Regions from separate parts of the Homo sapiens genome. Here region 2 is linked to region 1. The links are chromatin loops, found by intact Hi-C in ENCODE. Cell type or tissue: B cell. All regions are shown on one strand. Each heading gives the region's core, and the rest is flanking DNA. Links, peaks and the distances in the headings are about the cores only. Region 1 overlaps C10orf67 (chromosome 10 open reading frame 67). Region 2 has its middle 34 kb from the start of PTF1A.

Region 1 (12,419 bases), core at 2,013-10,012:
TCAAAAAGTACAAGGACTAGAAGAAGATAGGCATCACAAATAGACTTTACTACTTTTAAAAGCAATTCTAGGAAGGCACTGAAAGACTTTACTCAAGTGAAAAATGAAATGAAGTGTTCAAATTATCTGTATATATTTTATCTATATGATCTCTCTATTGCTTTTGGTTGAGTATAAGTAAAAATAAAATGTGTCATAACGGCTGCAGGGTGGGAGAAATGATTATGAACTGAAGTTTTCAATAGATTGTGATGATTCAGATGATGTTTTTTTACTATGAGTCCCTCCCTAGTAGGTGTGGGTCATATTTGGAAATACATTATGGTGCTTATTGCATTTATTTTTGTTTGCAGAATGAGGATAAGATGAGAAAATCCTTCAATCAGCAGTTAGCTGATGCCATAGCTGTTATCAAAGGAATGTACCAGGTGAGTTTCTGTTTCTGGTGCCGTAGTTGTGGGCAAGGCTAGCTTCAGCTGCTGTGTGCAAGGAGTGGGGATCACCTTGGCTTCCCAGTCTGTGTTTCCAGCTCTGAAGGCCTGTTTCCTCGATTTTCAGGTCACCTTAGAGGGATCAGGCCTAGGACTGTTTATGCTCACATTATAATGCTTTCCAGAAACTGGAAAATTCTAATCTGGTATTCAGGACACCTGGGCATGTACCAAAGTAATCCAAAGTTTATTTGGTGAGGCCATAGCTGAATAGACTAAGGTCAGATGGTCCTAAGAGAGAGTTCAGAGAATCTGTAGTAAATTCCAGTGAATGGTCTCTGACCCTTGGTGGATTAACTTTTCTAATGACAGGGACATTTCTATCTGCCAGACACATGCTTCATTTTCCTTCACAATGGGAAAATTCCTGCCTTTAGTGGTTTTCTTAGACTCAGCAAAGACTCTGTGCTTTGTTTAGCATTTATAACTATATTCTCACTTCGCATTTCAATATACTTCCATAAATAAATTTTTTGCATACTTCTTTTTGGGCACTGTTTACAAGTTTCTTATCATAGCACTCAACACATCTGTATTTAATTATGTAATTGCTTGTGAAGTATCTCCGTTCCATGCCAGACTGTCAACCTTAAGGATCTCCTGTGTGTTACTCTCTGCTGTGGTTCTGCCTTTAGCGCTGTGACTGGTACGTAATTAACAACCAGCTGCTGATTGCTAAATGCATGAATGGTCACCTGTACCTGTGGCAGACAGTGGTGACGCCTACTCAAATGTCATTCTCTCCACTGCACATTCTCCCCACTGCTTTTTACTGACAGGGGCACTTCCAACTATAGAAGCCAAAGTGCTAGATTCTTCCTCTTCCAGCTCCCTTTTCAGCTATAGCACAGACATAGGCAAAGTCAGGTCCCTAACCAATGAGACCTGAAGGTGAGTTGGCTGTGAGATTTTGGAGGAGGTTGTTCTTTCTCAGTAAAAGGGACTCCTGAAGATATCACTTCACACTGGTCAGAATGGTTATTATTAAAAAGTCAAAAAAATAACAGATGCTGGTGAGGTTGCAGAGAAAAGGGAACACTTGCTTATACACTGCTGATGGGAATGTAAATTAGTTCAGCCACTGTGGAAAGCAGTCTGAAGATTTCTCAAAGAAATTAAAACAGAACTACCGTTTGACCAAGCAATCCCTTTGCTGGTTATATATCCAAAGAAAGATAAATCATTCTACCATAAAGACACCTGCATGTGTGTGTTCATTGCAGCACTGCTCACAATAGCAAAGACATGAAATTAACCTAGATGCCCATCAACGGTGGACTGGATAAAAAAAAATGTGGTACATATACACCATGGAATATTACACAGCCATAAAAAATAATAAAATCACATCCTTTGCAGCAACATGGATGGAGCTGGAGGCCACTATTCTAAACAAATTAATATTGGAACAGAAAACCAAATACTGCATGTTCTTACTTATGAGTGGGAGCTAAACATTGAGAACATATGGACACAAAGAAGGGAACAATAGACACAGGGGCCTACTTGAGGGTGGAGGGTGGGAGGAGGGTGAAGATCAAAAAACTACCTATTGAGTACTATGCTTATTACCTGCATGATGAAATAATCTGTACACCAAACCCTGTGACGTGCAATTTACCCATGTAATAAACCTGTACATGTACCCTCTGAACCTAAAACAAAAATTGGAAAGAAAAAAAAGGGTTCTCATGGAAGACCCTTTCTTTTTCTTTGCTTGACATTTTATGTCTCCTTCTGATGCTTGGATTTGCTGCAGCCACTGTGAAACCAAACATTGAGATACTCTGGATGTGCTGAAGGTAGCAAGGTGGAAAGATAAGAAGCAGAGGGGTCCTTGGTAATGTCATGGAGCCATGAAAGTAACCCTGGACTTGCCCTGCCTCTGGCCTCTTATTCATGAGATAACAACCCCTCAGTGTCTAAGCCACTGTTAGTTGGCTTTTCAGTTACTTGCAGCTGAAAACATCCCAGGACAGATTGCTCTGCTAACGATCTCTGTGACTCTGTGCCAAACTGTGTTTCCAAAGGCATCTGTGACACTGTCTCCCACTTACCTGCTCTTGTGCAATGTTTCTCTCCCATCAAGAGGTGGAATCTGATTCCCCTCCCTTGAATCAGGGCTGCCCTTAGTGACTTGCTGATAAACACAGAATGTGGAGGAAGTGAAGCTGCGTGACTTTTAAGTTAACGTCAAAAGAAGTCTTGCAAGTTCATCCTTATTCACTCTGAATGTTTCCCCTCTACATTGTCCCTCCCTGAATTGAGCTACCATGCTGACAAAAGCCCATGCCATATGGAAGATCTACATGTAGGTACTACTGGGTCTCCAGGCTCATCTGAGCCCAGCCTTTGAGTCACCCCAGCCCAGGAGTCAAAAATATGAGTGGAGAAGCGTCCAGATGACTCCAGCTGCCAGCCATGTAGACTCTTTTTATGTGAGGTCACAGGTCTTACAGAGGAGAGATAGGCCATCCCTGCTGTGCTTCTACTAATTCCCGACTCATTGAATTTGTTTTTTTTTTTTCTTTGTTTTGCTTTTTATTTTTGGGTCTTTTTTTTTTTTTTTTTTTTTTTAGAGACAGGGATCTCACTGTCTCCCAGGCTGGAATGTAGGGTGTGCTCATAGCTCACTGTAGCCTTAAACTTCTGGACTCAAGTGATCCTCTGGCCTCAGCCTCCTGAGTAGCTGGGACTACAGGCATGTACCAGCACACCCAGTTAATTTAAATATATATATATATATGACATGGGATCTTGCTATGTTATCCAGGCTGGTCTTGAACTCCTGTCCTCAAGTAATCCTCCTGCCTTAGCATTCCAGAGTGCTAAGATTACAACCATGAGCCACTGTGCTGGCCTAATTAATATTTAATGGAAGAAGACGGAAGGAAGAAAGAGAAAGAGGGAAGGAGGGAAAATGAGCATTATCTGTAGCAGTTTTATATATATTGATTTTGTAACCAAAAATCTTGCTAAATTCTTGTGTTTATTTTAATAAGTTTTCTATAGACTCTTTGGGGCTTTCTATGTAAACAGTTATGCAACTGAGAATAAATATTTTTTGTCACTTCATTTTTCATCCATAAACCATGTAATCATTTCAGCAGTGGCCTGTCTGGAGCAGCTGCTGCAAAGATGCCGGCTGCAGCAGGGGAGATATGGCCAGGGCTGTACACTCTACTAAGCTGGCAGGAGCCAGGAACAAGCAGGAGTGGTGCTCACCTTCTGAGTTGGTGATGGGGGAGCTCCACGCTCCTAGAGGCAGCTGCAGCTGCCCAGCCATGGCTGCAGACCCAGGCATCCCTGTGCTCTTGGGGGCCTAGGAAGCCCCCCTGCTCCCACAGGCTCGGAAGTGCCTACTCCTGCTGCCTGGCCTCTCCTCACTCCTGGCACCCACTCTGATTTTGAAGCAAAGTTGTGGCCAAGCCCAGGCGCTGTTATGACCCAGCCAGGTGTGTGTGTGCTTGGGATGGTGCTGACACACCAGCCCTCTGCTGCCTTGGCCCCCTCCAGAGTTTGGGTGCCAACAAGCATGGGAGGGAGGCCAAGGGGGCACTGAGGGTGGCACAGCACAGGCCTGCAGGTGTCCCTTGGCATGAACAGCCTGGGCACCATGAACAGCAGCAGGAAGCGACAGGCTCCCGAGTGGAAAGGGATGTGTCGCTGGTGAAGCTCCACCTTCAACCCAGGGGTGGCCTGAAGCCTGGGGGCCAGGCTGCCAGTTCCACAGACTGGAGTGAGAACTTATGGTGCTTTTTTCAGGCCCACCTATGGCTGCCCATTGACCAATCAGCATGAGCTTCCTCCCCTCTGAAGCCCATAAAAACCCTAGACTCAGCCAGACTCTGGCAGAAGTGGGGATGACCTGCCTGCAGAGAGGAGTTATTCGCTGTGGGGTCTTCTCTCAGCTAAGAGCTGAACAGATATCAGGATGACCTGCCTGCAGAAAGGAGCTACCCACTGTGGGTCTTCTCTTAGCTGGGAGCTGAGCAGATGCTGGGATGACCTGCTTGCAGAAAGGAGCTACCCACTTCAGATCTCCTGCAAGCTGTACTGTTGCTCAATAAAGCACCTCTTTGCCTTACTCACCCTCCAGTTGTCTGCATATCTCATTCTTCCTGCGTGTGGGACGAGAACTTGGGACCCACCAAATGGTGGGACTAAAAAAGCTGTAATAAAAACAGGGCTGAAACACACCCCTCGCTCACCACACTGCAGGCAACAAGACGGAGAGAAGAGCTGCAGCCCTTGGGGGCGCCCAGACCTAGGAGCTCCCTGAGCCAGTGTTGTGACACCCTCTTTGGGGCTCTGCAGTTCCTGGTGTCTCCAAGCTTCCAGGTGCCACTGTGTTCCCCTATGCCAGCAGTGGAAGCCACTTGTGGTATACCTGGTCCAGCTGCAGCCTTGCAGGGAGCTGGCACCTTTGTCAGCACCTGGTGCTGCCTGCCCTGCTGCAGCTGGCATGCCTAGCTGTGTGTAGTGGCTGGACCCTGCACTCACTCATGCACCCCTTGTCACTCTGCATCTGGCTTGCCCTTGGCAGGCATGGGATCCAGGCTGGTAGTATGAGCCGAGCACAGCCTGCCCGGCCAAGCGGGTGGAATGAGCACAGCAGGCCTGGGCAAAACTCAGGCAAAAGTGCCACTGACCACAGAGGTTTCTGGCTGGCAAAGCAACACCCCAAGGATCCTGTGACAGCATGGTGGCACATGCTTGTAGTCCTACCTACTGAGGAGGCTGAGGTGGGAGGACTGCTTGAACCCAGGAGTCTGACGTTACAGTGAGCCATGATTGTGCTGCTATACTCCAGCCTGAGTGACGGAGCATGACCCTGTCTCTAAAAGAAAAAAAAAAGATGCATTTAATCTATCTTATCCGGTATTATTCTTGTTTATAATGAGAGAGTAAGTCAGAATTTCGTGGTTTTTAAAAACATGCTTTTGGCCAGGCTCATGCCTATAATCCTAGCACTGTGGGGGGCCGAGGCAGGCAGATCACTTGGGCTCAGGAGTTTGAGACCAGCCTGGGCAACATAGTGAGACCCTGCCTCTACAAAACATACAAAAAGATCAGCTGGGCATGGGGACATGCGCCTAGGGTCCTAGCTACTTGGAAGGCCGAGGTGGGAGTATCACTTGAGCCCAGGAAGTTAAGGCTGCAGTGAGCCATGATCATGCCACTGCACTCCAGCCTGGGTGATAGAGCAAGACCCTGTCTCAAAACAAACAAACAAACAAACAAAAAACAAAAAACACATGCTCTTATAGTTCTTTGTGTCTTCTACAATTTCTGGGACATTGATCTATTTCTAATGTATATCAAATGTTCAAAAATATAGCTGAATAATGAATATTACTCTTTGTCCATATGCTTTATACTTCTAGGAGTAGAAAGCTATGAAATGATTAAATTCTTCGTATTCATCAGTTTTTCATAAATATGTGTTGGTTAAATATGCTTAATTGTGGTTAGTTGACTTAAGAAAAAATTGTTTATATTAAATTAAATTAAAGTCATTATTGGAATCTTTGCTTTGGCTTGTTGGCATCACTTTGATCCATGACCTCAGACAGCCTTCCAGATCCTGGCCGCCCAGTTTGTTAAGGCTTAGTCATAAGGAAGAACAGAGGAAAGTTGAAAATAAAACGAAGTGCTATATACACTTTTTGTAGATTGACAAGTATAAATGACTCTCTGCTGCCCTCTGGAGACCAGTTAAGGTCACAAGTACCTGTACTTTTTTTTTCAGCTATGAACAAGTTTCTAAATTTATTTAACTTTTGCTTCTGGTCAATCGAATACAGCAAAGATAAAGAGTTGTATGTAATTATGTTACATAAAAGGGTAGTATCTGTCTTGCTAGAGTCTCTCTGTTGGCTATGTGAGAGGCTATGTTGGGGAAACCCACGTGGCAAAGAATTGAGTATAGCCTCTGGCTGACAGCAAGAAACTGAAGCCTCTAGTCCTATAGCTGAAAAAAAAGTGGATTTTTCTACAAACTGAGTGAGCTTGGAAGCAGATCCTTTCACAGTTGTGCTTCAGATGAGACCAAAGCCCTGGACACCACCTTAATTGCAGCCTTGGGAGACCCTGAACAGAGGACCTACCTGAATTCCTGACCAACAGAAACTGTGAGATAATAAGTTTGTGTGTGTGTGTGTGTGTGTGTGTGTGTGTGTGTGTGTGTGTGTTTTAACTTAATTTTTTTTCTTTTTCATTAGAGACGAGTCTCACTATGTTGCCCAGGCTGGTCTCAAACTCCTGGCCTCAAGTGATCCTACCACCTCAGCCTCCCAAGGTGCTGGGATTATAGGTGTGAGGCACCGTGCCTGGCCAAACGTGTGTGTTTTAAGCCACTACATTTGGGGTAAAACTTTTATGCAGCACTAGATAACAAATTCATCTTTCATATTTAGTAAGCCATTGAATCCTACCAGTTTTTTGTTGTTGTTTGGTTGTTTGGGTATTCGTTGTTGTTGTTGTTTTTGAAACAGAGTCTTGCTCTGTCTCCCAGGCTGGAGTGCAGTGGCACCGTCTCTGCTCACTGCAACCTCTGCCTCCCGGGCTCAAGCAACCGTCCCATCTCAGCCTCCCAAATCGCTGAGATTATAGGCGTGAGCCACCATGCCTGACCATCCTGCCAGTTTTTTTACCTCCTAAATCCACGTCTTGTTTGCCTCTGAACTAGTTTCGATAGTCAGCGTTGCTCACCTGGCCTGTGGCTGGTGCCTTCTTATCCCTTTTGGTCTTCATTAAGTCCATCGTCTGCCCAGTCATCTGGGTGGTCGTTCAAAACACAAGTCTGACCATATCCTGCCCTGTTTAAATCCTTCAGTGTTTCCTCCATGCCTTTAGGATGAAGTTTAAGTGCCTTAGCATGGCTTAGAAGGTCCTTTTATGTCTTCACTTTTATCTGTTTCCACTTCTTAGCTAAAACTTTACCCTCCCACAATACTGGGCCGTCGCCTGCTTCCCTCAGCTCTCCTCAAGTTATTAACCACCTCCCTGGAATTTTCACATAATGTCCCTTCTTGCTCTTTCTCTGCTGTATAATAGCTACAGTGAATTGTATCACATTTACCCAGTACATATTGATCTGTCCACTAGACTCTTCCTGCAGAGCAGGGACCGAGTCTTACTCATCTTTGTATTCTTCTCCCAGCAGACTGCGTGGCATGTAATAGGTTTTTGACAAATTTTATTGAATAAAGGGTTGAATATGATCAAGAAGAGTGTCAAGATATCTCGACCTACACCATGGTACTGGAAATAGATCATGAATTCCTAGTGGAAATTTCCTAGAATAAAGGCAATCCATAATGTCGAGGTCTTTAACTGTTCTTTCACTCACGTTTTGATTCATTTCATCCACCCATTGTCTGATTTTCCAGCACAGGCCCAGAGCCAGTCCTTGTACTCATTGTGGATAATCCAGTGGTCAAGAGAGATAATAAACTTAGCAATTACAGTCCACATTGGAGGTTTGTACCCAGTGGGTGCATAACTCTCTGTCAATTTGGGTGAATAGTTAAGGAAGACTTTTAGGAAAAGGTGATTCCTATGCTGAGCCCTGAAGGACAATGAATATTTGGGGGAGATGGGGAGAAAACAGGGAAAGAGAAGAGAGGGTGGGGAGGTGATAAAAGAGATTTTGAGGAATTGGTTCATGTAATTATGGGGGCTGGCAAGTTTGAAATTTGCAAGGCAGACCAGCAGGCTGGAGACCCAGGAAAGACTTGATGTTATAGCTTGAGTCCGAACGCAGTCCTCTAGGAGAATTTCTTCTTCCTCAGAGAATCTCAGTCTTTTTCTGAGAAGGCCTTCAACCTATTGGATGAGCTCCATCTACATGATGGAAGTATGAAGGGTAATCTGCCTTACTCAGAGCTACCTATTTAAATATTTATCTCATCTAAAAATACCAGCAACATTTAACGTTTGAAAAAGAGTACCATGGCCTAGCCAAGTTGATGCATAAAATTAATCATCACAGATACATATATGCAACTATATAGATGTATGTGAATGTGTATATATAAGTGTGTAGATACATTTATGTATATCCTAGTTCTGTCTATGGAGAGCGCCTAGAGGCAGTGACACTCCTATAGCAATGAGTACACCTAGAGTTCAGCTTTTAGATTTAAATGATATTCTACACTAAAAGAAACCAGGGCTTTTTGGAGGAGTAGCCAACTCCAGGGCAGGGACAGGGAAAATGGAAGAAGGACCTGCAATATTTGTCGTAACTGAAGCAAGGAAATGCTCAAAAAATTATGAAGGCATGTCAGAACACAGGAGTCAGCTGGTAGGGGCTTCCTTCATTCCACTTGGCCAATCTGGGAAAATCCATGCATCAAAATAAATAATGATAATTATGAATTGTAACCATTTGAGTAAAATAGGAATCCATGAGCTCACTGTTATAAGTAAATAAGTGAATAACTAATGCATTTATTTATTTCAGGAAAAAGTTTGTCTTACGGAAGTACTAAAATATCTCCCTACCAATGCATATTAATACTTTAACTGGGAGTAAATGCATATTAATTAAGGAGTATAACATGTATTAATTAGTAAGTATAATACTTATTAACTTTAGAGTGAAGAAAGTTAATACTGACACCATCTTAACTAAATGATAAAAGTTAATATCTCTATTATAAAAACCTTCATTATCTAAAAAGGTTGATATATCGCCTTTGAAGTAAGCAATTGACTTGCTTCCCATCCAGTATTGTCCTAGTCAATCTAAATGTTCACAGAGTAATTATTCCCTAGTTTAAATGTTGCAAACTAACACCGGGACCTTAATGAGAATGATGGCACCAAAATATAGAAATTTTATTTTAGAAAGTTAATGAGACAATTGAAATTCCAAAAACACTTTCCTTGAACAGCAGGCAGTAACTATTTTGATGTTGTTACTGAACCCAAGCTAGAATTTCTTTTTTTTTTTCTTTGAGATGGAGTTTCGCTCTTGTTGCCCAGGCTGGAGTGCAATGGCATGATCTCAGCTCACAGCAACCTCTGCCTCCCGGGTTCAAGCCATTCTCCTGCCTCAGCCTCCAGAGTAGCTGGGATTACAGGCATGTGACACCACACCTGGCTAATTTTGTATTTTTAGTAGAGACGGGGTTTCTCCATGTTGGTCAGGCTGGTCTCGAACTCCGGACCTCAGGTGATCCACCCACCTCGGCCTCCCAAAGTGCTGGGATTACAGGCATGAGCCACCGTGCCCGGCCCCAAGCTGGAATTTCAAACTCCTGTGTTTGATAAGTGAATTGTGCAGCCTGATTGAACTTTGTCATACTCAGGCCCTCAGGCCTGGATGTCTGTTGCTCCTGTCAACTTGACAGTTGTCAGAAAGAACCTCTCGATGAAGGACAAGTGGTCACATGATTAGGCTGGGATTTAAACTAAAGGGTAATACATTTTTTAGTAAGCCACCCTAAGATGGGATGTTAAAATGGGACTCTTGGGTTTCAGTTTCATCCAAAGCCCCAAAAGTAAATAACAAAATACTGCTCAAAAGTGAGGTGTGGCTGGGTGTGGTGGTTCATGCCTGTAATTCCAGTGCCTTGGGAAGCCAAGACAGGAGGATGGCTTCAGCCCAGAAGTTAGAAGCTGCAGTGAGCAACGATCATGCCACTGTACTCCAGCCTGGGTGACAGAGCAAGACCCTATCTAAAAAGAAAAAAAAAATAGATGCCAGCAGGATGTTCTTTGAAGGACATTCCAGGACTTGGTGGAGCAGCTTAATTGGCCAGTACTAGCCCATCATCCATCTCCAGGAAATATAAGAGAGATCTTGAATTTGGAAATGGACAAAGCTGGTCAAGAGGACCATTTTGGGGAAAGCAGGCAACATGGAGTGCTGACCTGTAAATGGGAGAGAGAAAGAGAGTATTTCTCCTTTGAGCCAAGCAAGAGTGGAGTTTTAGACCTCTTGGAGAGCTTGACAAGCATTCCTGGGTCTGAGGAATGTGAGGACTGGTATGGGACTTGCCAGAAAAATTTCACAGAAGAGCAGGAGGGGTGATGGGGCAGAAGCCTGCTGACAAGGACCATCTGGAGAGGTGACAGGATGCCAGCAGAAGGGCAGGTCCTAGGACAGAAGCCAGTGAGGCACTGCTCTTGTGAAGGGCATTGCAGGATGCCAGGCCAGCATGGACCCTCCTGGGAACCAAAGGCAGCAGGTTACTGTCAATTGACACTTGTTTCTGTTCCCTTAACGTTTCTCCCTCTCCTCTGCACCAGATAGTTGGAGAATCTCAAATTGCAGAAATAAAAGAAAGAGAGGCTCAACCCTTCTCCTCCACTGCAGACTGCCAAATCTAAGGGGGGCCAGAGTGGTGGGAGGACAGAAGCATTAATGGGTGAGAGTTGGCTAGACTAGAATTTTTTGTTTTGGTTTTGGTTTTTGCTTTCTTCCCATTTTCTTTCTTCCTTTTATTTTGTTGTCATTGTCTAAGGTTAAAGTTGTTACTAAGTTAAAAAAATAAAGCCATGGTGTCTTCCTGAAAGTCCTAAAAGGTGAGAACTATGAGACTAGAAACTAGATTTGCAGGGGCAGTGTGGGAAAATCACACTGCTTTCTGCTATCTCCCACAGAGTCCAGCTCATTCCATAAACACTAGTGAAACATCAGAAACATTCCAGGAGATGAAGAAAAATGAATTCATTGTATTTGGACCTTACAACCATTTTTTGAAAAGCCAAAGGTAAATCCCTCCAGGTGGATTTTGGGTTCTTCAAACAATTGCTTCAGCTGAAGTTTGAGGACCGACTGAAAGAGGAATCTTTGAGTCTGCACTAATAAAACAAGGTTAGGAAGCATGTAAAAGTAAAACTTTTTTGTTCTTCCAAAGAATTGTGGCCCTCCCTGTCCTGAAGTCCAGAGTGGCCGAGCCCATCCAGAAGGCAGGCTGGCTCAAGCACCTCTCAGTGTGGTACCTGGGTGAGATTTTAAATGAGTTTCCCAGGGCACTTCCGTGACATGCTCTGATGAAGATGACTTGGCACCAGTCAGAACATCATTCCCTAAACAGCCTGCATCACTTTCTCATAATTTTTAGTGCATTGGTTTCTGCGCTGTCATGCAATCTTTGTTTTGCTGGCTTAAAAACTTCTGTTTTAGATTCAGAGGGTATATGTGCATGCTTGTTACATGGGTATATTGCATAATGGTAAGGATTGGGCTTCTAGTATATCCATCCCCCAATATTGAACATTGTATTCAATAGGTAATATTTCAACCCTAGTCTCCCTGCCACCTTTTTCCCTTTTGGAGTCCCCAGTGTCCATTATTTTCGTCCTTATGTTCATGTGTACCCGTTGTTTAGCTCCCACTTAGAAGTGAGAACATGTGGTATTTAGTTTTCTGTTCCTGCATTAATTTGCTTAGGATAATGCCTCCAGCTCCATTCATGTTACTGCAAAGGACATGATTTCATTCTTTTTAATGGCTGCATAGTATTCCATGATATATATATTAATATATTACATTTTCTTTATACAATCAACCATTGATGGACATTTAGGTTGGTTCCATGACTTTGCCATTGTGAATAGTGCTGCAATAAACATATAAGCGCAGGTATCTTTTTTAAGAGTAAAATAAACCCAACCTATTCAGAACATAAAAATTAGTTAGAAAGTAAGCAAATAATAAAGTGACCCCAAGAAGAGTGTTCACAGGATAGAGAAAGGACATAGGGGTGGAAGGTGGGTGGGTGGGAGACCGGTGCTAAGGTTTCCAGAGCAGGTGGCATCTGGATTTGAATGAAAAATAGCCACAACAGGACTAAATGCTGGGATATAATACTTACTGGGGGCTGTCTTTGTTGTAGGCACTATCCAAAATTGCTTACATGCATTATCTTATTTAATTCTCACAATTCAGGTATTATTATTAATAGTCCC
Region 2 (12,419 bases), core at 2,129-10,128, 160 kb after region 1:
AGAGCAAAAGAAGGTGAGCGAGCCCTGTAAATGATGCCGCTGCACATTGCAATCCCAGAAGCCACACCCTTGGGTTTCATGAAAAAGTTCCATGAACTTCCAGACATTTTCAGGCAACAGCTTGACTTGTTGCTGAGACACTGATATGCAGAGCGATTCTTCACGGTAGTGTATTTGAACCTTCTCTCCTTGCATCCCAGGAGAGACCTAGTCTGAATGTGGCCTCCAGGAGTGGAGGGACTAAAAACGCCAGAAGGAAGAACGAAAATGCTAGAAATCAGCCGTGTCCTAGCAGCTAAACTTGTGCCTTCTCTATACAGGTATCGGGCCTGAGCACATTACAGGCATTGCCTTAATCTTTGCAAAAGCAATCACTGTCTATTATTATCCTGATTTCGAAGTGAGGAAAAGAGAGACACCCTTGACCGTCACAGTCCTGCAGTCATGGTCAAACATGGAGGGCTGGAAAGGAGAGCTGGGCGCCTCTGGGTGTTTTGTCAGCCAATGGCTCTCTTTCTGAAGGAGGTTGCTTTTCTCTTTTTTTTTGAGATGGAGTCTCACTCTGTCACCCAGGCTGGAGTGCAGTGGTGTGATCTCAGCTCATTGCAACCTCTACCTCCCAGGTTCAAGAGATTCTCCTTCCTCAGCCTCCTAAGTAGCTGGGATTACAGGCACCTGCCTTCACACCCAGCTAATTTTTTGTATTTTTAGTAGAGATGGGGTTTCACCATGTTGGCCAGGCTGATCTTGAACTCCTGACCTCGGTGATCTGCCCACCTTCACCTCCCAAAGTGCTGGGATTACAGGTGTGAGCTGCCGAGCCCGGCCGGAGGTTGCATTTCTGTTGAATTTCCTCCACTTTTGCTCAGCAACACTAAGCGCATTTGGCTGTCGGCACACCCTCCCTGCCAGCCTGGCAAATGGAAGTGAGATGTCCTTACATTCCTAATTGAGCAGATTAAAAATGCCAGTTCCCAGGGGCTGATGGCAGAATTGCCCCCAATGCCACCTGGCCCCTTTGAGGCCCCAGTGATGCTGAAATGGGGCTGGGGGATCGGGGATGGCCAGGAGATTTAGCTCTCCTTTGTCCCCAAACTCTCTTGTTTGGGTGGGGCTGCATCTGTTGTGGGGGACGGCTGTCCTGTAATGAGGCCTGTGGCTTGGCTGTTTCAGCTCTCTGGCCTTGTTGGCACAGGACCAGCCTTTCTTGGGTGAGTGGGAGCCTCATGCCCTCTTTATGAAGGAGATTGGTCCAAATTCTTGAGATGGGCTCTCCAGACCTTTGTTCTGGGTCTTTATTTACAATTGTGGTTCTTATTGATCTCTCCTGGAATCCTCCACTACTAAGCTAAGGTGACTAACTGCTACCCACAGCAGTAGTTCAGTTTCTGCCATTTCCCATTTCAAATTATTTCATGTGTTTTGCCTCCCAGCTAAGTTTCTTTCCCTTTCCTTCCTTCCCTCCCTCCCTCCCTCCCTTCCTTCCTTCCTTCCTCTCTCTTTCTTTCTTTCCTTTTCTCTTTTTTTTTTTTTTTTGGATAGGGTCTCCCTCTGTCACCCATGCTGAAGTGCAGTGGTGTGATCATAGCTCACTGTAGTCTCAAACTCCTGAGCTCAAGTGACCCTCCCACTTTAGCCTCCCAAGTAGCTGGGACCACAGGTGCATGTGCCACCATGCCCTGCCATTTTTTTTTAATTTAATTTTTTGTAGAGACAGGGTTTCCCTGTGTTGCCTAGGCTGGTCTCAAACTCGACTTGTCAACTAGGTTTCTTGAAGGCAAGTACCATTCTCATCCTCTAATATACCTTCCTTCGGTCACCTCAGTGCTACAACCTACCAGGGACATAAATAATTGCTGGATGCAGGGGTGGGGTTGGCTGAATTATAGGAAAATTAAGTTGTTTACATTGATTTCCAATATATGTAGCTCTCTGGTAGAACTAATCAAAGCACCAGAAACTTCCGAGCAATACATATGAATCATAAAGCCATGCTTTATCAAAAATGCTTTTCCATTTCTAGATTTTATCCTTTAAAACATAAATTCATGTCAAAATTTTGTTTAGCTGCTGTGTCAGTAGATCTTTTATATCTTAAGAATTTGGTATGTTTTCTTCTTTCTGAAAATGAGAATTATTTAAATAATCCCATTGTCTTTCTGTCAGGTAGCTCAAAGGTAAAATCTAAACCTAGTCGGAGCAATAATTATACGTCACATTTTCCATTCTGTCCTCCTCAGGTTATTTTTGGTAAGGGATGGAGTGCAAATGGCAGAAGGTAAAACTGACGTTTTAGGAGGTGTTGAAAGCCAGAGATAAGGAAGCATGATTGGGAGGTGTTTAGAGATACTGTATCTGCTGCAATTTTGATTTCCTTCTCTTGAGGCTTGATTTCTGGCTCCCCCCAGCCTCATTTTCTTTTTTTGTTGGTGTGTCCTCGGGAACCCTGGCCATTTGTCACCAAGACATACCTACCCTGCCCCACGCTTCTAACCCCAAAAGCCCCAAACTAAAGAAATTTCTCACTCTAATCTCCACTGTCCCTGATGGGCACACTCCAGGGGCTGAAGTCACAGCCAGGGGACAGGGCATGGTGGCTCACACCTGTAATCTCAGCACTTTAGGAGGCCAAGGCAGGTGGATCACCTGAGGTCAGGAGTTTGAGACCAGCCTGGCCAACATGGTGAAACTCTGTTTCTACTAAAAATACAAAAATTAGCCAGGCGTTGTGGTACATGCCTGTAATCCCAGCTACTTGGGAATCTGAGGCACGAGAATCGCTTGAACCTGGGAGGCAGAGGTTGCAGTGAACCAAGATCGTGCCACTGCGCTCCAGCCTGGGTGACAGAGTCTCACTCAGTCTCAAAAAAAAAAAAAAAAAGTCACAGCCAGGCCTGAGAGCAGAAGCCCTGAGTCAAAAAATCTGAGGCCAGCTGGACTCTTCTGACACTGAATCCTTGGCAGTCACTGCGTTAAGATGTCAATTTTTCATGTTTATTTTTCCTAATAGTGAGTTTGGAGCTTTATTGACTCTCTAAAGCTCCTGACAGCCCCTGGAAGTTAAACTGCGAGAGAACAATCTTGAATTCAGTGACTTTAACTCTTTCAGCAGCTTGCCCTGAGCTTATGACATGCCAAAATCCTTCTGCAGCTCACTGGGGTCTGCTCAGCCATGTCTCTCCCATCCTGCTCTTGTGAAATGGAGTTTCGCTGACACCGCTGGCTCTTCCCTGGAGCTATGATACATTTCATCGGGTTGATTTGAGCCTGTTGTTCTAGCTGATGATGACTTTTCAACAGCTATATTGAGGTGTAATTAGCACATCATACAAATCACCTAGTTGAAGTGTAAATTTAATGACTTTGTATATTTAGTAGATTCGCAATATATTATATCCATCACCACAATCATGTTTAGAACATTTTTATTACCCTCAAAAGAAACCCCACACCTTGGCTGTCACCCCCAATCTCCTCATCCCCCCAGCTCCTGACAATCACTAATCTACTTTCCAGCTCTGTAGATTTGCCTCCTCTCGACATTTCATATAATGAGAATCATGCAGTGTGTGGTCCTATGTGACTGGCTTCTTTCACTAGCTTAATGTTTTCTAGGTTCACCCACACTGTGGATGTATCAGTACTTGATTCCTCCTTTTTTGCCAAATAATATTCCAGTCAGCAAGACCTCATTTCCCAGCAGTTAAATGTGGCTACATGACTAAGTTCTCCCCAAAGATGAGGCGTCAAGACAGTGAGTGTGCCTTCCCCATGTCTCTTTTGCCTTCCTGCTGGGTGCAGCCTGGACACAGTATGGCCCAGCCCCAGCCACACAGAGAAAAGGCCCTCAGGGATGGCAGAGCTCCACGATGGAAGATCTCAAGTCCCTGGATGACCACACGGAGCAGAGCTGCTCACTGACACAGAACACACACCCCAGACTATTACTTGAGTGAAAAACGCGTGCTTTTTGGTCTTTAAGCCATTATATTTGGAAGGGGTGTTCTCTTGTTCCAGTAGCTCAGCTTTTTGCCCTACCTAACACATTGAGGGAAGTAACATGTTACTCTAGTCAAGATTTTATTGGTTGTGAATTAATCAGCACACTTTGAGTATAGTCATTAAGCAGGTTGTGACCTGCATAACCATCCTGTCTCCATTCTCTGGTGTGGCTCTTTATGGTCTTACGGTTGTGTGCATAGGCTCTGGCATCAGGCTCCTGGGGTTCAAACCCCAGTCTCAGCTTCTACTACTCGTGTCCCTGGGCAAGTTACTTAATCCTCCTCATCCATCACCTTAGTTTTGCCAATTTAAAAATGTAGACACTTGTAGTGCCTATCCCCTGTTTCACAGCGCATTTCTGCAGATGAAATGAGTGAACACATCTAGTGCTTAGACCGAGACTGGCACCATGTAAATACCTGCTGTCTCTTAGTTCTTATTTATTATTTTACACCTTGTTCATAAAGATATCATTTATCCATAACATTGAATTACTCCTAGTGTGTGCATTGCATCCTGCTTGGTTCTGGGGCTAGGGAGAGTATTAAGACAAAATTCTTTTCTCAAGGAACTGACAGTTTAATAGGAAAGTCAGATTAAAAATAACTATGGAATTGAATTGGAGCTATAATATATTACAAAGTGTGTGCCACATAAGAGGAAAGATGTATTAGCCCCTCAGGTTGTGGGTAGAAAGGTAAGAGTGTCAAGAAAGAGGTTGGATTTTTTTTCTTTTTTTTTTTTTTTTTGAGACAGGGTCTCACTCTGTCACCCAGGCTGTAGTGCAGTGGCACGATCTCGGCTCACTGCAACCTCCACCTCCCAGGTTCAAGCGATTCTCCCACCTCAATCCCAGTTACCTCCCGAGTAACTGGGATTACAGGCACGCACCACCACGCCCAGCTAATTTTTGTATCTTCAGTAGAGACAGGGTTTCACCATGTTGGTCAGGCTGGTCTCGAACTCCTGGCCTCAGCCTGCAAAAGTGCTGGGAATACAGGCTTGAGCCACGGCGCCCAGCCAAGGATGGATATTTTAAGAACGTGGCTGAAATTCAGATACACCATTTTCCCAGCAGATCCTGGCCTTCAGAATGCCAATAATGGCAAATGCCAGTGGGCAAATGCTGTTGATCTGAACAGAGGGTCTCATAGGTCTGAAGCAGCACAGAACCAGGGAGGATGTGTTCGTCTAGAAACTTCCTAGCAGAGCTAACCCCCATCACAGCATAAGAAGAAACAGTCGGGCGCAGTGTCTCACGCCTGTAATCCCAGCACTTTGGGAGGCCGAGGTGGGCGAATCACAAGGTCAGGAGATCGAGACCAGCCTGGCTAACATGGTGAAACCCCGTCTCTACTAAAAATACAAAAAAATTAGCCGGGCGTGTTGGCAGGCGCCTGTGGTCCCAGCTACTCGTGGTCCCAGCTACTCGCAGTCCCAGCTACTCGGGAGGCTGAGGCAGGAGAATGGCGTGAACCCGGGAGGCGGAGCTTGCAGTGAGCCGAGATCGCGCCACTGCACTCCAGCCTGGGCGACAGAGCCAGACTCCGTCTCAAAAAAATAAATAAATAAATAAATAAAAATAAAAAATGAAAGAAGAAACAGTCACTGTCAAGGCTCCTTTGAAAGCAGATGCTTGAAATGTTCGTTGAAAATAGGAGAAAAGTGATCTGTTCAGTTGGGTAAGTTGTTTAGAATCCTAATTGGTTCTCGAATTCTCTCCCATCCCCTGGCAGGTCACTGTACTTGACCGGATTTTTTTCTCACTGTGTGTCCGCCGTTTCACTTTTTTTCCTAAGCCAAGATCTCTTTAATTATTCTATTCCCTATTAAGTGGGCAATTTTCACACTGTTAAAATACCTCGCCACAGCAGTATTATTTGTTTGTTCATAGTCTGTGGGCTAAGAAAATACGGAATGTGCATTTCTGGTGCTAGGATTACTTCTAATTTTTTAAGTGTCTCGGGTGGTGGGAGGGGAGGGAAGGGTGTTCAATGGGTTTGATTAAGCAGCTTCCCAAAGAGGAAAAGCAAAGCAGCAGTGAATGAAGGGTTCTAAAGCAGTCATTTGGCTCCCTCTGGTGGGCTCTTGCAGAACTCATCCCCCCCTCATAAACAATCCTGTCGCGCATCAACTCACTTATTTGGAAAATAGAAAAATGCAACGAAACAGTCTGTTAACACAAATCCTTGGCTAAATTCCAAGGATGAAGGAATTGACTGAGGACTTTAGGTCAATTTAGGCAGAGCTAAAGCAAAATTCAAGAGATACAATTGATTCAGTTCCACTCTATGCAAAATAGATATGGCATTTTAGCAATATTTGTATATTAATTTTGGTAGCTACCATTTTTCTTCCATAGTGCCTTAGTCTACAACACAAAGTCCATTCAATACATGTCAGGATCTTGCCTTCCCCCACCACCCCCCACAATTGCTCAAAAGACTTGTAAAGGTGAAGGTCGCCCTCTAATGGTTTGGATGAGTCACACATGTGAAATTTTTTGTCTTAGTTTAGACACCTCAAACAGAATCTACCGTTTAGAATTCGAGAACCCTCCTCCCACCGCTAATATTAGTTGCACATTTCTAGTTGGTTGATAAGGGATATTTAATAATTTTAAAACCACATTAAGTTAATGCATACTTTGCATTCCAACTCTGTGTGTGTGTGCGCGCGCGTGTGTGTGAAATTTCTAAACTACAGCTGGTCGGTGGGGTATGGATCACTGAGGTTTACCTGCCCTTGCTGTGGGAGGCGACAGGGGCTTTGCAGCTCAGCCCTGTCCTGACACAAGAATGCTGTGCCTCTCAGGTGTCTAGGGAGCCCACCCCCTGGACAACAGAAGCAAGTGTAGCAAGATCCCCCAAAGCTCCTGGGTGCTTATTTCCACCTGCGGGACCCTCTTCAGCCCCCAGGACTCTGCCCTCCCCGGTTGACCAGAGGACATTTCCTGCCTGCCTTTTTACGACGCTGCATAATTAATTACACGGGACCATCCGGTGCCTGGAGCTCACCGCTCATTATGATGACAGAGTCATGGGCCGTCAGGCAGGGGCATTTGTTTTTGGACGCACTTGGCTGCCCATAGTCCTTGACTCTAGTGTGCTTAGTGTGGCGGTGCAGTGAGGGCGTTCAGAGGCTGAGTTCTGCTGATTGCAGCAAGATGGACCATTCGCATCAGCTCAAGGTCATCTCGTGGGTGACCTCGCAAACCCAACCACCTGAGAGTTGGTCGCTCACGTTTAATGTAGTTCTTCCATTTTTAAAAATGTTTTGAAAGTACCTATCATGCACAAGGCCTTGTGCTGGACACTGCAGGAAGTTAAGATCAGTAAAAAGTCCCTAGTGGTAAGGAGTTTCCTTTCTAGTCTGGTAGAGAAGACAGGTTGTGCATTAAAGGCAAAATCCTTTGATCCACACAAAAGAAGTGCGCAGACCTGCACAGCACTGCTGTTTTGCTGTATTGAATTGTTCACAGGCCTGTGATTCCTAAATGAAAGATATTTTAATAGCTAGTTGGTTTCTTTCCCTTTCTTTCTCTCCCCTCATCCCTCCCTGCTTCCTTTCTATTTTTCTTCCTCCCTCTTTTCCTCCTTTCCTCTCTTTTTGTTTTTTCTCTTCCTTCCATCCTCCCTCCCTTCCTCTCTTCCTTCCTGTCTTCCTTATTTCCTTCCTTCCTGTCTTCCTTATTTCCTTCCTTCCTGTCTTCCTTAATTCCTTCCTTCCTGCCTCCCGCTCCTTCTCCCTTTCTTCCCTCCCTCTCTTTCCTTCTCCTTTCCTTTCTTTCCTTCTCCCTTCCTTTCTTTCCTTCTCCTTTCCTTTCTTTCCTCCCTTCTCCTTCCCTCCTTTTCCTTCTTCTTTCCTTCCTTCCATCCTCTCTCTCTTTCTTTTCAACAGGCACAGTGCCTGGCACGCTGTAAGCTTGTATTGACCAGAACAAATACATAGGAGGAAAATGGGGTTGGCTCTGGAGAAGGGCCGGCTCACACGTGCAGTGTGGGTGGAGGAAGTGGTGAAGGTGGGCGTCATCATCAGCACCGCACAGCCGAGTGATTGGGAATGCTCCTAATTAGGTCACAAAGGCCCCTCCAGATTTCTCTCGTTCCTACCCTCTGCGACTTTCCTGTTCCATGCAGTCTAGCCCAGCAGATGGATCGTTCTCATCTTGGTTTTTTTTTTTACATTGATTCCAGTTTGGTGCCGTTATGAATATGACGCTGCTATGACCTTTCTTGTTGTGTCTTGGTGCACATAGAGACAAATATTTGTGAGATATTTATCCAGAAGTAGGATGCATAGGTCCTAGGATCTGGGTACATTCAGCTTTGGTGGCTGGTACTTGTTCTGGTGGTCTATTGCTACCTAACAAATCACCCCAACATTCTGTGGTTTAAAACCACCACCATTTTATTACATCTATTCTGTGGGCTACAAATTCAGGCAGGCTCAGCTGAGCAGTTCCTCTCTCCCCTTGGCTCAGACTAAGATCATTTAAGTATTTGGCTATCAAGTGATCTGGAGGGTACCAGATGGCTTCACCCACACACCTGGTGCCTCAGCGGGGACAGCTGTGAGGCTGGGCTCAGCTGGAACTGCCGAGATCGTCCTCCATGAAGCCTCTCCAGCGTGGCCATCTCAGGATGGTGGGGCACCTTACAGCATAGCTGGCTCCCCCTGGAGCAAGTGTTCAAGAAGATGGAGGGGGAAGCCACAAGGCTGCTGCTGACCGAGCCTCAGAAGGCTTGCAGCGTCACCTCCGCCACGTTCTGCTTGTCACACAAGTCACCTAGGCCAGCTCAGATTCACAGGAATGAGAATTAGACTCTGCCTAATTCCAAATAGGAGAAGGAAAAAAGGATTTGTGGCAACCCTAATACTTCCCCAAGGTGGTCATGCCAATTTCCACACACGCCTGTAATTTATGGGACTGTGAGGGTGAGATTTTTTGTTTGTTTGTTTTTGTGAGACAGGGTCTCTCTCTGTCACCCAGGCTGGAGTGCAGTGGTGTGATTATAGCTCACTGCAGCCTCAATCTCCTGAGCTCAAGCAATCCTCCCATCTCTCAGCCTCCCAAGTAGCTGGGTCTACAGGTGCGCACCACCACACCCAGCAAATTCTGTGTATTTTTTGTAGAGATGGGGTTTCAACACATTGCTCAGGCTGGTCTCGAATTCAAGGGCTCAAACAATCTACTTGCTTTGCCCTCCCAAAGTGCTGCAATTACAGGCATGAGTCACCGTGCCTGGCTAGGGTGAGATTTGTAATAGGAACTTCTGTTGTAATGAACAAAGCCGTTTGCACGCCTCTGGAACCCCTGTCCTCTTTCCTTCCATCAGCTACAGAACAGACCTGCTTTCACTGCTTCTCAAGAATCTGCCTCAACCTCAACACGGTGAAACTTGAGGCGATTGAGTTACTTGGCTTAACTTCCTACCTCCTTGCCAACACATTCATCAGTTCCACATCCTCACCTCGTTCCTTCCCTCCCAGCTCAGGAGAATAAACCTCTGTTCCTCTCCAAGGCCAGTCCCTGACCCCGGCTTCAGCCTCCCCAAGCCCGACTCTGGCCCACCCACTCCCATCTTTCCTCAACCTTCAGTCTTTCCCCCTCTACTGCTTCTTTTCTCTCCAATGCAACCTTTAATGGGACTGTTTTAAAAAATTATCAAAAACTTAGACATATTCAGCTGTTTGCCCTTTTAATGTATTTTTAGCGATCAACTCTGAACTGTGAAGTTGATCTCAAATCCAACAGAGGGAAGGGCCCTAAGAGAAAAGAAGGGGGTGAGGGAGATATTTTAAGTAAAAAAAAAAGTATATAAAATATCTATTATATATATCATATTATATATAATATCTATCATATATCATATTATATATAATATCTATCATATATCATATATATAATATCTATCATATATCATATTATATATAATATCTATCATATATCATATTATATATAATATCTATCATATATTATATATAATATCTATCATATATTATATATAATATCTTATTTATTTTTTTATTTTTTTATTATTATACTTTAAGTTTTAGGGTACATGTGCACATTGTGCAGGTTAGTTACATACGTATACATGTGCCATGCTGGTGTGCTGCACCCACTAACTTGTCATCTAGCATTAGGTATATCTCCCAATGCTATCCCTCCCCCCTCCCCCCACCCCACAACAGTCCCCAGAGTGTGATGTTCACCTTCCTGTGTCCATGTGATCTCATTGTTCAATTCCCACCTATGAGTGAGAATATGCGGTGTTTGGTTTTTTGTTCTTGCGATAGTTTACTGAGAATGATGATTTCCAATTTCATCCATGTCCCTACAAAGGACATGAACTCATCATTTTTTATGGCTGCATAGTATTCCATGGTGTATATGTGCCACATTTTCTTAATCCAGTCTATCATTGTTGGACATTTGGGTTGGTTCCAAGTCTTTGCTATTGTGAATAATGCCGCAATAAACATACGTGTGCATGTGTCTTTATAGCAGCATGATTTATAGTCCTTTGGGTATATACCCAGTAATGGGATGGCTGGGTCAAATGGTATTTCTAGTTCTAGATCCCTGAGGAATCGCCACACTGACTTCCACAATGGTTGAACTAGTTTACAGTCCCACCAACAGTGTAAAAGTGTTCCTATTTCTCCACATCCTCTCCAGCACTTGTTGTTTCCTGACTTTTTAATGATTGCCATTCTAACTGGTGTGAGATGGTATCTCATTGTGGTTTTGATTTGCATTTCTCTGATGGCCAGTGATGGTGAGCATTTTTTCATGTGTTTTTTGGCTGCATAAATGTCTTCTTTTGAGAAGTGTCTGTTCATGTCCTTCGCCCACTTTTTGATGGGGTTGTTTGTTTTTTTCTTGTAAATTTGTTTGAGTTCTTTGTAGATTATGGATATTAGCCCTTTGTCAGATGAGTAGGTTGCGAAAATTTTCTCCCATTTTGTAGGTTGCCTGTTCACTCTGATGGTAGTTTCTTTTGCGTGCAGAAGCTCTTTAGTTTAGTTAGATCCCATTTGTCAATTTTGGCTTTGGTTGCCATTGCTTTTGGTGTTTTAGACATGAAGTCCTTGCCCATGCCTATGTCCTGAATGGTAATGCCTAGGTTTTCTTCTAGGGTTTTTATGGTTTTAGGCCTAACGTTTAAGTCTTTAATCCATCTTGAATTGATTTTTATATAAGGTGTAAGGAAGGGATCCAGTTTCAGCTTTCTACATATGGCTAGCCAGTTTTCCCAGCACCATTTGTTAAATAGGGAATCCTTTCCCCATTGCTTGTTTTTCTCAGGTTTGTCAAAGATCAGATAGTTGTAGATATGCGGTGTTATTTCTGAGGGCTCTGTTCTGTTCCATTGATCTATATCTCTGTTTTGGTACCAGTACCATGCTGTTTTGGTTACTGTAGCCTTGTAGTATAGTTTGAAGTCAGGTAGTGTGATGCCTCCAGCTTTGTTCTTTTGGCTTAGGATTGACTTGGCGATGCGGGCTCTTTTTTGGTTCCATATGAACTTTAAAGTAGTTTTTTCCAATTCTGTGAAGAAAGGCATTGGTAGCTTGATGGAGATGGCATTGAATCTGTAAATTACCTTGGGCAGTATGGCCATTTTCACGATATTGATTCTTCCTACCCATGAGCATGGAATGTTCTTCCATTTGTTTGTATCCTCTTTTATTTCCTTGAGCAGCGGTTTGTAGTTCTCCTTGAAGAGGTCCTTCACATCCCTTGTAAGTTGGATTCCTAGGTATTTTATTCTCTTTGAAGCAATTGTGAATGGGAGTTCACTCATGATTTGGCTCTCTGTTTGTCTGTTGTTGGTGTATAGGAATGCTTGTGATTTTTGCACATTGATTTTGTATCCTGAGACTTTGCTGAAGTTGCTTATCAGCTTAAGGAGATTTTGGGCTGAGACGATGGGGTTTTCTAGATATACAATCATGTCATATCTATCATATATAGATATATCTATATATGATATATATAGCAATAGATATATATAGATATATATAATATATGATTCTATCATATATTATATTTTATATATCTATCATATATTATATTTTATATATCTATCATATATTATGTTATATATAATATCTATCATATATTATGTTATATATAATATCTATCATATATTATATTATAAATATCTATCATATACTATATTATATAATATCCATCATATACTATATTATATATAATATCTATCATATATTATATTATATAATATCTATCATATACTATATTATATATAATATCTATCATATACTATATTATATATAATATCTATCATATACTATATTATATATAATATCTATCATATATTACATATAATATCTATCATATATTACATATAATATCTATCATATATTACATATAATATCTATCATAT

Evidence for each region. A loop is a pair of places that touch in the nucleus more often than their neighbours do. Peaks named below come from ENCODE experiments on the same cell type or tissue, not always from the same donor. Only the 100,000 strongest peaks of a DNase experiment are listed, where the experiment ranks them.
Region 2: a loop joins it to region 1, with 34 times the contacts of the local background. A loop is called at or near these places in 5 of 110 quality-filtered maps.

Annotation. Positions count from the first base shown.
Region 1 is chr10:23,308,750-23,321,168 of GRCh38, reverse strand. C10orf67 (chromosome 10 open reading frame 67) reads left to right here. Exons shown (of 16, transcript NM_001371909.1): 4 at 354-428. Among named protein-coding and RNA genes, the nearest start is that of C10orf67-AS1, 29 kb to the left of the region's middle. In B cell, for the core only: CTCF peaks have their summits at 5,994 and 6,193 (motif pointing left); a DNase peak (open chromatin) is centred at 6,188; H3K27me3 peaks cover 310 bases.
Region 2 is chr10:23,152,227-23,164,645 of GRCh38, reverse strand. No RefSeq gene overlaps it. Among named protein-coding and RNA genes, the nearest start is that of PTF1A, 34 kb to the left of the region's middle. RefSeq lists an enhancer at 7,172-7,361. In B cell, for the core only: CTCF peaks have their summits at 5,909 and 6,109 (motif pointing left); DNase peaks (open chromatin) are centred at 6,075 and 6,445; H3K27me3 peaks cover 871 bases.